Linked DNA regions of Homo sapiens: region 1 is linked to region 2. Evidence: read pairs that join two places in POLR2A ChIA-PET (ENCODE). Cell type or tissue: MCF 10A. All regions are shown on one strand. Region 1 overlaps RNF217 (ring finger protein 217). Region 2 overlaps RNF217 (ring finger protein 217).

What was found. ChIA-PET counts read pairs that join two places held together with the same protein. Peaks named below come from ENCODE experiments on the same cell type or tissue, not always from the same donor. Only the 100,000 strongest peaks of a DNase experiment are listed, where the experiment ranks them.
Region 1: POLR2A ChIA-PET joins it to region 2 with 6 read pairs; 3 of 35 experiments call an interaction of 5 or more read pairs at or near these places.

What each region holds. Positions count from the first base shown.
Region 1 is chr6:124,967,995-124,972,994 of GRCh38, reverse strand. The region is part of intron 1 of RNF217 (ring finger protein 217); the gene reads right to left. Among named protein-coding and RNA genes, the nearest start is that of RNF217-AS1, 7.5 kb to the right of the region's middle. In MCF 10A, no CTCF peak of the experiment used is centred here; a DNase peak (open chromatin) is centred at 2,584.
Region 2 is chr6:125,043,821-125,048,820 of GRCh38, reverse strand. It overlaps RNF217 (ring finger protein 217), which reads right to left. Exons shown (of 6, transcript NM_001286398.3): 2 at 3,377-3,610. Among named protein-coding and RNA genes, the nearest start is that of RNF217-AS1, 83 kb to the right of the region's middle. In MCF 10A, no CTCF peak of the experiment used is centred here; a DNase peak (open chromatin) is centred at 2,620.

The sequences.
Region 1 (5,000 bases), 76 kb after region 2:
ACACAAAGTGTTAGGAAATTAGTAAAAAACAGATTAATAATGTCTTTACATGCATCAAGCTTTGTAGTCTAATGGAAGCACAGAGCAGGAAACAGACAATTTAAATACAGTGAAACAAGAATAATTGTATAGAAGATTCCTATATAGTTTGATAACCTTAAGTAAAGAGGGTTATCAAAGAATATAGGAAGGATGCTTAATCTAGATATAGGGGGTCAAGAAGATTCTCCCAGAAGAATGTCTAAGCTGAACTAGAAGAATGGGTGTGAATGGGGCAAAGAGAGTTAGGGCAGCAAGGAAAGAAAGAGGATTCCCCTAAGACAGAACTTCATATCACTAAAGGTAAAGGCTCATAATTCAGAGTCACGGAGCATTCAAAGAAGAAAAAAATTTAATATCTCTATAGGTGTAGTGGGACAGTTGAGAAAGAAAGCTCAGACGGACACACAGGAGTCAGAATGCACAGGGACATGAGATACCGTTATAAAGTTTAAATTCTAATCTATTAGCAAGAAGCAGGTGTTGAAAGGCTAAGAAGGAGAGTGCCAAGACTGGTCCAGCATTTTATAAAGAACCCTCTGGCATATGTGTGGAGAGTAAGTTGGAGAGAGCCAAGAGAGCATCACTGGGACCAAGTAGGAAGCTCTTGTAAGAATCCAGGAGAGAAATGGTAGAGGCCTGAGAGAGGGAAATGACAGCAGAAATAGAATCAGTAGAGAAGAATACAGATATATTTTAAAGATGAAGAATTGAAAGGACCTGGTGATTAATTAGATGTGGGAGATAAGGGAGAAGAATAGCTCAATGATGACCCCCCAGGTTTCTGACCTGAGTACAATGAATGGAAACAGGGAATCTCAAAAAAGAAGCAAGGCTTTGAGCATGTGGCAAACAAGGGGAGGAAAGGGGGATTTAGTTTTGAGAAGTTAAGTTTAAGGTGGCTATGTATGGGACATCCACTACAATTGTTCAGGAGAGAGATGGCTATATGACACTTGACTGGGGATACAGATAAAGATTTGGGAATCAACAACAGGTAGGTGTTACTTGAAACCATGAGAGTGGGTAAGATGGCCCCACTAACAGTATACAAAGTGAGAAGAGAAGAGGTTTAGCTCAGGACTACACAGACACCAACATTAAGAGATGGTAAAATACAAGAAAGTTCTGACAAAAGGAATGACCAGAAACTTAGGAAGAAAACAGGAGAGTATGTTGCCATTAAAACTTAACAGTAAATCGGCCGGGTGCCGTGGCTCACGCCTGTAATCTCAGCACTTCGGGAGGCCGAGGCAGGAGGATCACCAGGTCAAGAGATCAAGACCATCCTGGCCAACATGGTGAAACCCCATCTCTACTAAAAATACAAAAATTAGCTGAGCATGGTGGCACGCACCTGTAGTCCCAACTACTCGGAAGGCTGAGGCAGGAGAATCGCTTGAACCTGGGATGTGGAGGTTTCCGTGAGCCGAGATCATGCCACTGCACTCCAGCCTGGTGACAGAGTGAGACTCCGTCTCAAAACAAACAAACAAACAAAAAAAAACTTAACAGTAAATCAAATCAAATCATAGCTTTCCTAAGCCAAATTCCTCTTGATTTCCTTACAAGTAGATGAGGCTGAGTTTGGCTGTAATCTCTAGACCTAAGTTTGAGTGGCAGCCTTTCGCTTCCTCAAAACATGTAATTAAGTGTCTTCTCCTTCTTGGATTGGAAGACTTGTGCTTTTTGTACAATATATGTATCAACTTAAAAGAAAAAGAAAAATATAAGTTTACCTTATAAATGAAATAATCAATTTAAAGAATGTACAAAAGCCATAGGTTTTAGAGCCAAACATCTGAATTTCACTTCCACCTTTGCCATTCCCTTGCTTTGAGATTTTGGGCAAGTTATTTAATCTCTCTAACCTCGAGTTCCCTCATATAACATTCTACTACCTGCAGTACAAAAACAGAATTGTTCCTGTTCTTTTGAACCCACTCTAACCTGAAAACCATCCCATGGCTGCCAATGAAAACAGCACTGCTCACAGTTACCAATAAACTCCTTGTTGGGAAATCTGATGGTCAATTTCAAACCTCATCCTGCTGGAACTATCAGAAGCATTAGACACATGTGATTATCCCTTTTAAAACACTGTCTTTGGCTTCTGGGTAAGTACTCTCAGTACTCTTCTTGCCGAATTAGCCCACTCCCTTTTAGACTCTTTGCTTCTTCTTTCTGATGTCCCAGACTCCATATTTGTGAACATTGGTATGCTCGGACTCAGTCTCCAATCCTTCTTCTCTAGCTACTGACACTCCCTCCACAGGTGACTTCATCCAGTCTAATAGCTTTAAATACCATCTATATGCCATCCACGTTCAAATTTATATCTTCTGCTCAGATCTCTCTTCTGAATGCCAGACGCCAACTGCCTACTCAACATCCCTTCATGAATGTCTAAAAGGCACATCAAATTTCTCATTCTCCCTAAACCTAGTCCTCCTACACTATTCCTCATCTTATTAAACGGCAACCCCAGTTTTCTAATTGCTTGAGCTCAGAACCTGACTCATGCTTGACTCTTTTTCTCTCATCCCATGTGCAATCATTGGCATTCTGTCAGTTCTAACTTCACAATATATTCCAAATTCAACCAGTTCAAACTGCGTTCGCCTGTATCACTCTAGTCTGAACTGTATTGTCTCTCCTTTGATTTATTCCATAGTCTTCTAACTGATCTTTTTACTTCCACTCTTGACTCCTACAGTATATTTTCCACAAAGAGATGGAGTAATCTCTTTTAAAGGGAAAGGCATATCTGGTTAGTCTGTTGCTCAGTATCTTCTTACAACATTTTACTTTAGGGAAATGAAGATACCTGATGGGCTTAATCCCTGCCCGACCAGCTTTCCCCACTCCTCCTGCTGTCTTCTTTTTAGCACTACCCACTTCATTCTCTATGCTTCAGCCTCACAGATCTCCTTGCGATTCCTGGAAACTCACACGTATGCTTCTATCTTTGGAACTTTACACCTTATTATTCTATTAGATATCCTCATGGTTTGTTCCTTCATTGGCATCATGAAGATCTCTTCTCAAAAATCCCTTCGTAAAACATATCCTCCATGACAACCCCCCCAAAACTATAGATTTATCAAGGAAAATCCCTCCCCAGTATCACTCTTCCCTTATTTCTCCTTCTCCATTGCCCTTATTATCTTCTAATAAGCTAAATAATTTACTTATCTCATTTTCCATTTCCACAGCCTAGCATATAATTCCATGAAGTCAGGAGCTTTAAATGTTTTAGTCTCTTGTATCCCCAGAGCCTAAAACAGTGCCTTGTATGTAATAAGTATTTAATACATAAGTAAATTAGAATTAAATAAAAATACATGTAAGAATGTTTACAAGATAGATGTCCAATAAATGGTCTTTCTTACTATTTGTAAAAACTTGCAAATTCAAGTGCAGTTATCCCAAAATTGGTGGGGCAAATAGTAGTGATAAAGTTGATAGAGAACGATATAAACTAGAAGTCATTCTCCCATACACATTGAATTTTTAAAGCAAAAATTCAATTTGGGAAGGTTCATTTTGCTTATAATGTAAAACCCTTCTGACAAACTGAATTTGAAAAAAATAAACATTTTTAAGTATGTCATGAATGATCCAAAACAAACTGAGCAAAATTGTGTTTTCTTTATATAAAGGCAGAAAATATTTTGAAATGAACAAAATATGTATATCTTTGTATTTACTAATATATTTCCAGCAATCAAACATAGCTGAGAAATATTTATATTAAGAAATAAGTAATAGATTTATAACTTTGGATTAAACATAACAGAAGGAATAGTAAATGAGATTAATAAAAAGTTAGCTGGTGTCCCAGAACTGGCTTAATAAAAATCTCCCAGAGAGAAAGCAGATCCATAGCTGTCTAGTAACTTTTTTAAAAAAAAGCTTATTTATGCCATCAGATAAAGCTGGGGAAAATACTGCCAACAAGGCTATAAGATGGTTCCTTTAGGACATTTAATACATTTATAGAGTATCTCATGGTGCTTATCATACAGGTACCCCAATAAATGTTTGTTAAATGCACAAATAGTGCACTGATAAATGAATAATTATAAGAAATTACCGCTCAGGTATGCCTACTTTGTCCATCACAAACCCTTAATAAAAAGCTGAGGGTTTAAATTCTAATGATCTCTTTTTTATGTCTTTTGTATCAGGAGTTAAGGAAGAGCCTTCAGGTATAAAAGCTCTAGGAGGGAAAAATCACACTCTAAAGGTATCAGCTGATGCCTTAGGTCAGCAGTACTTGTAATGTTATTTGAGATATTTTAGGCAGTGGAACTCAATGCAAGGTTTCTCTATGTAGCCTCATCTCCAGACAGCTGGAAGGGACAGGAAATACCCATGCAGCATGCCTCGGAAAAAGTCCTGCTGGCCCCAGGGCTTAGCACTTGACAGAGGATTCCTCTAGAGAAATCAAATGCCAATTAAAATCAGATTTCAAAAAGTAAAAGAACAAGGAAAAGAAAAAAGAAAAATTATTAAAGAGAAATGATGTAGAGAGTGGAGGAAAATAATGGAATGAGTAAGGCATGAAAGCAAATGTTACTGCACCCCCAGACACACACGCACGCACACACACACACACATACATTTTGCACACAGAAGGATAAGTTTAAATATGCCTTAATTCCCACTTTTCAAATTTTTAGAGTGACCTCAAAACAGATTTCAGTCTCATATTATTCTTCACATTTTCAGGACTACCAAAACCACACCGGGCATGACAGGTTCTATAAATTCACCTGTGTGAAGACAACTGCATTCAAACTCAACACTGAACACAATGGTTTCCAAAAATATGCAGGGTGCTTTAAGGTTTAAAAGAAATGAATTTATGGGGCCAGGCACGGTGGCTCATGCCTGTAATCCCCCAGCACTTTGGGAGTGCGAGGCGGGTGGACCATCTGAGGTCAGGAGTTCGAGAC
Region 2 (5,000 bases):
CTGGAAGGACAAATGGACAGGTAAGAGTTCTAGTTACTGCTTATTCTTATATTCTTTTTACCCTTTATCCACCTGCTGAGTACAAACAATTTAACAAGTGGTCTTCACAAAAATTAAAACCCCCATATATGATATTTTAGGTCTCAAACTTCATGTGAGAAGCACTTACTCAGCTATAAAATAGCTATAATATTTTCAAACAGTTGAATTGACAGCAAAAGCCATAATAAATGTTCAAAGAATGACATCTTGGATGAAGATACTGTGAATCAATGACTCAGAATAACATTAAAATAAACATTACAAGGGTTTTATCAGTAGATACAAACCTACTTAAGCCTGTAAACATTATTATAAAGAGACGTTAAATTGCACAGAAACGTCAGACATTAGCAGCAACCTTTTTTTTTCTATTTCTGTTGCCTCATGATGCAATGTATTGTGTGTGAGTACTTGAATTCACTCCTCTTAAAGTTACCATAAATGACACCAATTTGGAACTACCTTATTTTATTAGGGAAACTGAATTTTTAAAAATACTGCAAAATAAAAAATGTTCACCTGTTCATCACAAAGAACAAAGATCTTAGTCTCAGTACAGGGTGCCATACTGTGGCCATGAATCTCACGATTGGTTGGCTGGGGTATCCATGTCAGTGCTCTCCTTACCTATAATACCCAGACAGGTATGGGCATGTAAACCAGGTAGTTAATGTTAACATAAACCACAGAGTTTAATGATGAAAAATGTTATATAAACTTTACACTAAAATAAGTAAAAATTATTGCTTCAGGAATTATTTGAATCATTGCTAGAACTTTGTACAGCATAGATCAAGGAGATTATTAACTTCTTCTGTTATCGATCTTCTCTTCTACACTAGTAAAGAAGAGTAACAAAAATAATCATCCTCAAATTCTGTGGTAGTTTTACTCTTTTGAAATTTGCTTAAGTTTCATTTTATAGTGTAATGAGATTTCCACCCCACACCCACCGCTGAGGATCTTAACTGCTTCATAATCAACATTTATGGTGTTGTTGAATTCCTCCTCACACCAAAGCAAATTTTCTTTTCCTCTACTAATCAAAAGGAATCAATTGAGTTTAATAAATTTAAGATGTTGATCTGAGGATCTTAACTGCTTCATAATCAACATTTATTGTGTTGTTGAATTCCTCCTCACACCAAAGCAAATTTTCTTTTCCTCTACTAATCAAAAGGAATCAATTGAGTTTAATAAATTTAAGATGTTGGTCCATTTGCCCCTGCTTCTCTTCTTACCTACAACAAATTGATAGACATTGGAGAAGCCTGACCTCTGGGAAATGTTATCAGAATACCATGGGCTCGCTCAAAATTACACAAATATAGAATCTTCTATTTGTCAATTTTTACATATTTCACTCTCAATACATGTGTATTGTGATACATTATGCTCATCACAACATGATTTTGGTGATTTCAGATGAAATGAGACGTAAAACATTTCACTATTGCCATAATTGTGACTTAAATTATAACTCCTTTACCCATTTCATAAAAACAACACATTTAAAAGTTACTCAGTTATTCCCACTCTAATTCAATTTTGTACATGTTTTAATTACTGCAATTTTAAAAATTAGTATAGTCTCAGTTTCTATGTATCTAAGTCCAAACATATATTAGAAAAAAATTGAATATCCTAATTTATGGAATTACGAGTCCTTCTAAAACTAGTAATTTCCTGATCTTATACAATAACATACAATTGCAATGAAAATAACTTAAAAATAATCTAAGGATATATAGCATGAAATAAAAGTATTCTATTAATGTTCAGTTAGCCTTCAACACCACTGTAGGGCAGTACTTTAGTTATACAATTTTTGTAACCTCAAAAATAATGCTTTTTATAGAAGAGAAAAATAGGATTTTTTTCTAACAGTTATACCTGATAGAGAATGGCCTGCATAAAAACAGTAAATAAATTAACTATGAGAGCCAAGCAGTTTCAAAGAACAACGACTCATGAAGAAGCTTTGACTAACCTACAATACTGTAGCTTATAACTGCAACAGCAGAGGAAACTACCTGCTAAACCATGGTCCCCTCAAAGCTACAAAATGAATAATGTAACTGCTGCTCTCAAGAAAGGGAACATGACCAGAAACTTACCTTAAATGGAGATGACTCCAAACAGCCTTTGAAACCACTTCATCCTGCCATTTTGCTGTAATGACAAGGATGAAAACTACTGCCACAGCCTCACTGGTTTTCTGCTTCATTTACTGCAAAGATTCTCTACTGTGGATTAGTCACCTGGTGAGGCTCAAAAATTTGGAAGACAATTGTTCTGGGGTGGGCCTGGGGCACTGGTGTGTCATGGAAGTTCTCGGGTGATTCTAATATACAATCAGGGCTGTGAATCAATGCTCTGCTGTCACAGTTGTTGCCTTGGTTTCAAACCAGACTTCTGTCTGGTCCTCTTGTGATAGCTTCTATGAATGCTGCCAGATGACATTTCTCTAATGCTTACAGAGTTACATCCAAACTTCTGCGCAAACTGCACAAGACTCAACATGATCTGCTCTTATCTGCCCGATCAGCTGCCTCTCCCGACTCTCCACCAGCTCTAGAAGCACTTGATTACAAGAAGCCTGGCCTTAGCCTCGGGGGCCGTGCACTTACTCATCCCTTGCTCTGAAATGCTCACCAGGTTTATCTGTCTGGAGAACTGCACCTCCTCTGTGAAGCCATTCCTGACATCCTAGAGCCTAACCCTCCTTCAAGTGTCCTCAAAGCACACTATATGTACACAGCTTTGTGTTTTTTTCTAATCATATTGGACTGTCATTTTTAGAACACATGTCTCTCCCATCTTCGACTTTTTTTGAAGCAGGGACTGTATCACATTTGCTCTATAGCCCCCAAATTTAGCACACTGCCTAGCATATACAGCATTCTGTATTTGCTGAATAAATGAATGAGTACCATTTATACTATTTTTACCTATTATAGACAGAACAAGAGGAGACTTACATTGGGACCACTGAAAAAAAAATCAAGTCCATAATAATAAAGAAAAAGCCTTAGTATTTATTTAGTATTTGGTAGTAGTAACTATTATTACTCTAAAGATCAGCCTTCCTATAAGGTTACTAGATTAATTTTCAACATGGTTAAAGTCAAAGACAAAACTGTAATTAATTCCTTAAGAGCACTCTCTTATCATCAGCCTCCCCAAACCATATGCTTTCAGAATGATGGCCAATATATGCTCACCTTCAGCTCCATAAAGGAAAGATGCCCCCTTAATGCCCACGACAAGTGGATCTAATCTGGCTGCTTCTGCCATGTGACATCTAACCCACAGCTCTGGTGAAAATGCTTACTTTGTATTTGCTTTCTGATCTGGAAGGGGTGGGAATATGTCCTTTTTTCTTGAAGGTTGTAAAGTGCTTGCACTGAGGACATGGCTTGGTGCTGGAATCAATACGGCCAAGTTCCAAGAAGTACTTATACTTGATGGAGTCTTCATGCGTTAAGTTATAGACAACAGTTGTTTCTTCCAAGAATTCAAAACACTCTGTGATGGGGCATTTGATTTCTACTTGGCCAAGTTGTACCTGCATGATGGAAGAGCAGATGGAAGGAAAAAAACGTCACTGGTTATTTTCTTTCATTTTTTTTTTTGTATACAGTATTACTTATTTCATGACCGCAATAAAGGATTGTGTGTAATTTTTAAGATAACATAATGAATGTTAATCACCTTGATACCTGCTTTAGGCAATACCAAAATAATCACTACGTAATGTTTCTGAAATGACTTATAGGGCATTTAAGTCTTCTCTGATCATTCTTTTTTGTGAAAAGAAATGGACCTAAGCCACAGGCTCACCAAAGAAGCAAATTATCATCTCATGTTTCTGGAAACTGCAGGGTTAGACAGCATTCAGATGATGCACCAACTGCAAGAACTGCGGGGTCAGGCAGCATTTAGACAACATGCCAAATAAAAGGTGTTTCACATTTTTCAACATCACTGCAGAATACTTCAGCACTAAACTCTGGGCACATTTTACTATTTTAAAAGAACAAAAGATTTTGTAATGTATAATGCCTAATAGTTTAAAAATTGTTACAAAAAATAACTGTTTCCTCTGACCCTTCTGTGTTAAGAACATAAAGTAAGTAGTTCCTATATAATGAGAATCATAGGAACAAGTAAGAAAATGAAACCAGTTACAACAATGTAAAACATCCTTATGAAATCTGGCTGCTACTGCGGTAATTTACAAAATTAATGTATTCAAAGGACTACGAAGCTAGATTAGGAGAGAAGGGAGGATACATCAAAACGCAACATTTAGCATGTGTTATGGAGTACTAGATATGTTTAGCATTAAAAATTACAATAAAAGATTAAAGCACAAAGTGTGGACACAACTAATTTTTAAATGATTAAAATAAACTACTTTGAAATAATGAGTAGCTAGAGTATTTTTCGTAAGTAGTGAACAATAACTCTTTATATTCATGGCATTACAATCTCTTTTGTCCATCCTAATGTAGTACAGGGAGGCACTAAAAACTCCAAATGACAAACAACACCAAACCCTTTCTTTTTTATTTGGGTGAATCTCACATTCTCAGAAAGCAAAACATGCGCACTTGGAGTAGAAAAGCATGCTATGAAGACTGAGGTAGGAATGGGAGAAAGCCACGCAGTTTGGGGAAAGAAAAACATCACTACAAAAAGCAATTAAAAAAAAAAACTAAATTCATAGTAACTTTTAACATTGCTATTTATCTGGCACAAACTTGAGGTAAGGTAGTTAAGAAGTTGCAGGCTGAAGGATGCATGGGGTGACATATTGAATACCAGAAAAGGACATGAGCTAAGCTGAAAGCAAAATGAAAGAGGGTGGCTTTGGATAATTCTCCTTATTAGTATTGACCTGTTAAAAGTATAAATTGTTGCATAATTTTATGCTACTACTGTACAAAACATGG